2 separate regions of the Mus musculus genome follow, and region 1 is linked to region 2. Evidence: chromatin loops called from intact Hi-C (ENCODE). Cell type or tissue: heart. All regions are shown on one strand. Each heading gives the region's core, and the rest is flanking DNA. Links, peaks and the distances in the headings are about the cores only.

Region 1 (2,922 bases), core at 178-2,677, 120 kb before region 2:
GCTGGCCATGCACTGGCGGTAAAAGGCCGACCTATTTCATCTCGTGGAGTCTCTCTGGCCTGGAGCTCCTGAAACGTCTCCATTCAGCTTGCTAGGTTCCCACTGTCAGGTCGCTATCATGCCAACCTCATGCTTCAAACCCCTCCACAGCCTTTGTGGTGCACATCTGGCAAACCCATGCTTTGCCGCTGTACCTCTCTCTCTTGAATCCAGCTGAGCCGCTGCCTAAAGGAAAACACAACACAAACTTAGCTCAGAAACTATGGTAACTCAATCTCTGGGTGCAACCACTAAAACCTAATCTTGTAAGCCTTATTAAAAACTGATTCTGCCATGACACAGGGAAACTCTAGCAGCTACATCTTACCCCTCCGCTGTCCGGTTCCAAAAGGGCCCTAACTCGCTCCTGCTTCCTCTCTGCCTCTCTCCAACCCAGAAGTCCCACCTACTCGCCCAGTGATTGGCTTTATTCGTTAGGTGATTGGCTCACAAGACCAGCAGCAGGCCCGTCCACACTAGGTCTCTTCCTGAACCTGGAGCTGCCTGGTTGACTAGACTGGCTGGTCAGAGACCTTCAGGGATCGGATCTTCCTATCTCTGTCACTGGTGCTAGGGTTACAGACAGGCATTAAACGCCTGGCTTTTACATGCCACTGAAAACCCTCATGCTTGTGTGGTAAATGTCTTATTGAACCATCTCCCCAGACCCTAAACACTAAAATTTGATATTTTTAAAGGCTGGACTTACTTGCTCTATAGAGCATGCATATAAACATTGGTATGTTGTGTTATATATCCAAAAACTGAATGATAATTATCCAGAAACTGACAAGTGATTCAATTATAAATTTATTATAGACAGAGAAAAAGTTTTACAATACACTGTGAAGTTAAAGGAAGGCAGGGCAGGACTGGAGAGATGGCTCAGTGACCAAGAGCACTGGCTGGTTTTTCAGAGGACCCAGGTTCAATTCCCAGGACCCACATGACAGCTCACAATCCTCTGACTTCATCCCTAGTGTATCTGATGCCCTCTTCCCACCTCTGTGGGCACTAAATGCACATGGCACACAGACATGCATGCAGGCAAAACACCCATACACATAAAATAAAATACTATTAGTTGGTTTCTACTCATTTCTGAATAAATGAAAAAATATAATTATCATTATCACCATATGCTATTTTTATAGAATGTTTACATTATTATTTTCCTGTGATGGATATGTATTGTTTTATCCATTTTTAAAGCATTAGAAAAATATGTTATAAGAAAAATTGAGTGAAATCCACTCTGTGTATATTAAATTAAGAGAATTTTTAATTTTTTTTTTAATCCTGGCTTTAAAAAAATGAAGCAGTTAATGGGTTTAACAAGGAAGTGTTGCAGTTACCCATGTATGCCATCAGAGGGCGCCAAAACTGCCCGCTGAAACTTAGCTGCAGAAATTAAGTAGCTCGATCCCAAGGCATTTCTAGCTTAAAACGGGCAAAAGTTTCTCTGAATAGAGTGTTTGTTAGTGATATATTTTAGTACACTTTTTCAATGTACAAAAAAAATTAACAGTGCCATTTCCCTAAAGGTCAGATTCTCAAAATTTCCGGAAATATGTAGACTCTTTAACACTTATCCCTGACTGTTCCATAATCTAAGTTACAGGGAAGGTTCCAGACAAACAGTAATAAGGAATGTCCGTGGTGCCCAATTGTGAATGGAGCGTACCAGTTTCCAGTGCAGTGCACTCTTCAGACAAGTCCGAGGTTCCCATGCGCTCGGGGAGGCTGAACCTGACATATGACCCCCCTGTCCCACGACCCTGAGCTGGAATGGAAGGTTCTTCCAAAAAAAGAGTGTGTCAGGCTCAGTATCCCTCATTACTAGGAGTCGTCTCTGGGGTCATACTTGGTAGATTCCAGGGAGTTTCTCTGCACTTATTTTACACATTCACACGCACGCACGCACGCACGCACGCACGCACACACAATTCCAGAATCTCTTTCCGTATTTTCTCTCCATCCCTCCTACTGGGTTGCCTGTCCAGCCTTGATAAGAGGGTTTGTGTCTAACCTTATCGTAACTTGTTGTGCCGTGTTCCATTGATATCTCTGAAAGGCCTGCTGTTTTCTGAAGGGAAGCAGGATGTAATGTATCAGAGAAGAGTTAGAGAGAGAGAGAGAGAGAGAGAGAGAGAGTCACAGAACCCTAGAAAGTTCTAAGAGCTTACAGCTGAGGAAGCACAAGGAGACCATAATTGTCTTTAAAAGATAGGACAGAAGAAGATGTCATGTGGGCACACAGGGATTCATCATGGTCTATGAAGCTGTGACACCACTGTTTGCACGTGTACCTGGGAAATGTGGCCAGAAACATGCATTGTTCCAAGTCACTTTTGAGGACTTTCCTCTCTTCCACTTGGGAAGAACAAATTCTGCCAGAGGACATGTGCCATTAACCACTGCGATCCCCACTCCGACTCTCAGCCTCTAGAGATGCTAATTATAGCAGAAAAATTCATTTCCTTGTGAAACGCAAGTCGGCCATATTGAGCTGCAGCATGCGGTGGGGGTGGAGAGCATCCGAGGGTCAGCATTCCTCTGTAAGCAGACAGCATCCGTTCAGTGAGAGAATCCCTTTAAAACCATAATTACATAGACAGCACTGTCTAGCTCAGAGGACAGCACTGGAGATCCAATCAGGCAGGTTTTACTCTATGGAAATGAGTGTGGACCCTAATCCAGCCAGCAAATCACTCAGCTCGGGAAGGGTCTGCACTCATCAAACTGTTTTCAAAGGCAGAGACGGCCTTCCTTTTCCTCAGGGTGGACTTTAAATCCTGTGCTGTTGATGTAGTTTCCAGAAACCAGGGTTCAAAGAGGGACCTCATCACTCCTGGGATGGTGACATGCTAATACTGTGTCTCG
Region 2 (2,922 bases), core at 278-2,777:
TACATCCACTGTTGCACCAACAGTTTCAAGTTGGGGCTGTCTTAGTCAGGGTTTCTATTCCTGCACAAACATCATGACCAAGAAGCAGTTGGGGGGGGAAAGGATTTATTTGGCTTACACTTCCATACTGCTGTTCATCACCAAAGGAAGTCAGGACTGGAACTCAAGCAGGTCAGGAAGCAGGAGCTGTTGCAGAGGCCATGGAGGGATGTTCTTTACTGGCTTGCCTCCCCTGGCTTTCTCAGCCTGCTCTCTTATAGAACCCAAGACTACCAGCCCAGAGATGGCCCCACCCACAAGGGGCCTTTCCCCCTTGATCACTAATTGAGAAAATGCCTTACAGCTGGATCTCATGGAGGTATTTCCTCAACTGAAGCTCCTTTCTCTGTGATAACTCCAGCTGTGTCAAGTTGACACAAAACTAGCCAATACAGGGGCCATTTTTAAAATGCAAAGAAGTGTAATCATGAGGTATTTGCTTTGTTGTGTTTTTATGATGCTCTTAACTATGGGTTAACAGTCAAAAAAAAACTTTGTTTTTTTTTTCTTAAGTTGGAAGCATAAAAATTACTCCCCCTCCCCCTTTCATGGGGAAATACAGATAATTTAGTTTCAATGTTGAAATATTTGACATCATTAAATATCACTGAAAGTAGAAAGACAAAAAGTCAAGAACTGTCACTTACATGGGTTTACATACATACAGGCAGGCAGGACATACATACATGTACAGGCAGGAGAGAAAATATATTTAATATACTCATGCGAATGAAGGAAAATGATGTGACTATACACAAACAACCGAGGAGCAGAAGACAGGAACAAAACCAGGAAGGCAGATAATGAAGCAGGAATGCAAATCTCTCGGATTCCGATCTGAGAACCGAGGATGCCACTTTTACAACGTGAGAGTTTCAGGGCCTGGAGAGATGTGTTAATGCTTAAGAGCGTGTGTTCTCACAGAAGATCTAGGATCGGTTCCTAGCGGAGGCTCACAACCATTCATAACTCCAGTTCTAGGGAGTTAACACCCTCTTCTGGCCTCTCAGGCACTGCACACAAGTAGTGCACAGACATACATACAAGAAAATAAAGCTCATACATGCGAAGTGAAGTGAATCAGGTCCAAAAGAGTGACAGCTGACACAAGTGTGTGGCAAAATGGTGAGAGCCCACTTTCCTACCTTATCTACATGATCTAAGGCACTTAAAATTGAGGGTATATAATGAGCCTGTCCGTGGTTGGAAGTACTAGACACTAGCTGTTTTGCCACTCCGTTTAGTCTTACAGTTATTTAAATGCTCTAACTGAAACTTGGACAGTCACATCATTAGAGGCAAATGACATCTAGAAATTTGTTTTTATACTGTTGTAAATTCTCCAACAACCTATGTCTGAGGGCAGATAGGAGTCCTGTTCAAGGCTTCAATTTTAATAGAGAAGATTTCCTTTATTTTTGCCATGCTGATAAATTTCAGATTTTAAACAAACAAAAAATCCATGTGAAATTCTCTTCCAACATAGAATAGGAAGGACAAAACAATTTCAGTATTGAGCCACTAGATGGCAGATTCCTACAGTCTGAGGAACGAATAGGGATCCAAAAAAACAAAAACCCAAGAACGTATTTTTTAAATGTGTTCAAAATCAAATACTTGCTCCGTATGTAATTTAGAAAGTGTCTGTGACTTAAGTCCAAAGAGGAAATGTGATAAGATTAAAAACAAACAAACAAACAAAAACCCTTTTATTTCATCTACATCTGCTAGAGTTTAATAAAAAGTGGGACCCATAGGGATTCATAGAAAAAAAGAAACAAATGTTCTCTCCATGGTTTTCGCTGAGTCTCTCCCCGGAGGAAATGTGCTTTTATAACATCTCCAGCTTGTATTGACTCTTATGCTCTAGCCACCCCAGAGTTTATCCTTGACTCAAACCTTTGCCACTCGATGGCTGCTAGTCAGCCTGGATCAGCTACAGATCAGTGCCTGCATGGAAACCTGAGTCGGGATCCTGCCTCTGCCTTTGGCCAGCTGTGTACACCTCTAACCTGTCTAAGGCCTGAGGTCTGCAAGCCTTGGTACTGGTGTGTGCGCCTATATCTGTGTCCGTGTCCGTGTCCGTGTCCGTGTCCGTGTCCGTGTCCGTGTCTGTGTCAGCAGATGCATGCCTAACAGCCTGTGTTCCAGCTGGGAAATAAAGGATAACTTACCTGCCCACAGTTCCTCACAAGCTCTTCAAGCTCCCAGCTTCCCTCGGCCCTCTTCCTCTCCCATCATGGAAGCTTGGACCTCACAGCTTGGACAAGCATCTCTCTGTAATCTGAATTTACATTTAGCATCATATCTGACTTTGATTTAGTTTGTTTTGGTTTGACTTTGGTTTATAACCTTTATCAAAACAAAGGAATTTGCTCTGAAGCCAGGGGGGTTGAGTCTGACTTTTGTTTCTGTGTTTAATCATGGGTTACTGTGGAACATTTCCAAATCTTTGGAAATAACTAGCTGTTCACATGCAGTTGTGAGATTTAATAGACTCCATCTGCCCTTCACTGTACACACTCAGCATCATCTTTAGGCGCTATAGCACATATCACAACCAGGAAATTGGCATCCGAGTCATGCAGAGTTCACCAGTTTTCCTAGCACTCCTTTGCTTGTGTATATTTAATTTCTGCAACTTTATCACATGTGTAGATCTCTGGGACCACTGCCTCAACCAGGATACAGAACATTCCAATGAATCTTTTACAGCCACTGTGACCTTCCTCTTTGCCCTTGGCCTCTGGGAATCGTGAGGATCATTAGTGTCCAAACTGTAATTTTACCTTTTCAAGGTTTTATCAATGGAAGCAACCTGGGAGGTACCATCTGGGACTGGGTGGGTCTTATTCAGAATAATCCTTTTGAGATCCATCTGAA

The links. Peaks named below come from ENCODE experiments on the same cell type or tissue, not always from the same donor. Only the 100,000 strongest peaks of a DNase experiment are listed, where the experiment ranks them.
Region 1: it touches region 2 in a loop (2.8-fold over the local background); 5 of 42 quality-filtered maps call a loop at or near these places.

What each region holds. Positions count from the first base shown.
Region 1 is chr6:47,190,050-47,192,971 of GRCm38, forward strand. All of the region lies in intron 20 of Cntnap2 (contactin associated protein-like 2), which reads left to right. Gm35280 (a long non-coding RNA gene) reads right to left here. Exons shown (of 8, transcript XR_001785456.2): 8 at 1,335-2,595. Among named protein-coding and RNA genes, the nearest start is that of Gm35565, 36 kb to the right of the region's middle. In heart, for the core only: a CTCF peak has its summit at 1,407 (motif pointing right); no DNase peak of the experiment used is centred there; H3K4me3 peaks cover 915 bases; H3K27ac peaks cover 494 bases.
Region 2 is chr6:47,313,115-47,316,036 of GRCm38, forward strand. No RefSeq gene overlaps it. Among named protein-coding and RNA genes, the nearest start is that of Gm35280, 57 kb to the left of the region's middle. In heart, for the core only: a CTCF peak has its summit at 1,554 (motif pointing right); no DNase peak of the experiment used is centred there; H3K4me3 peaks cover 452 bases.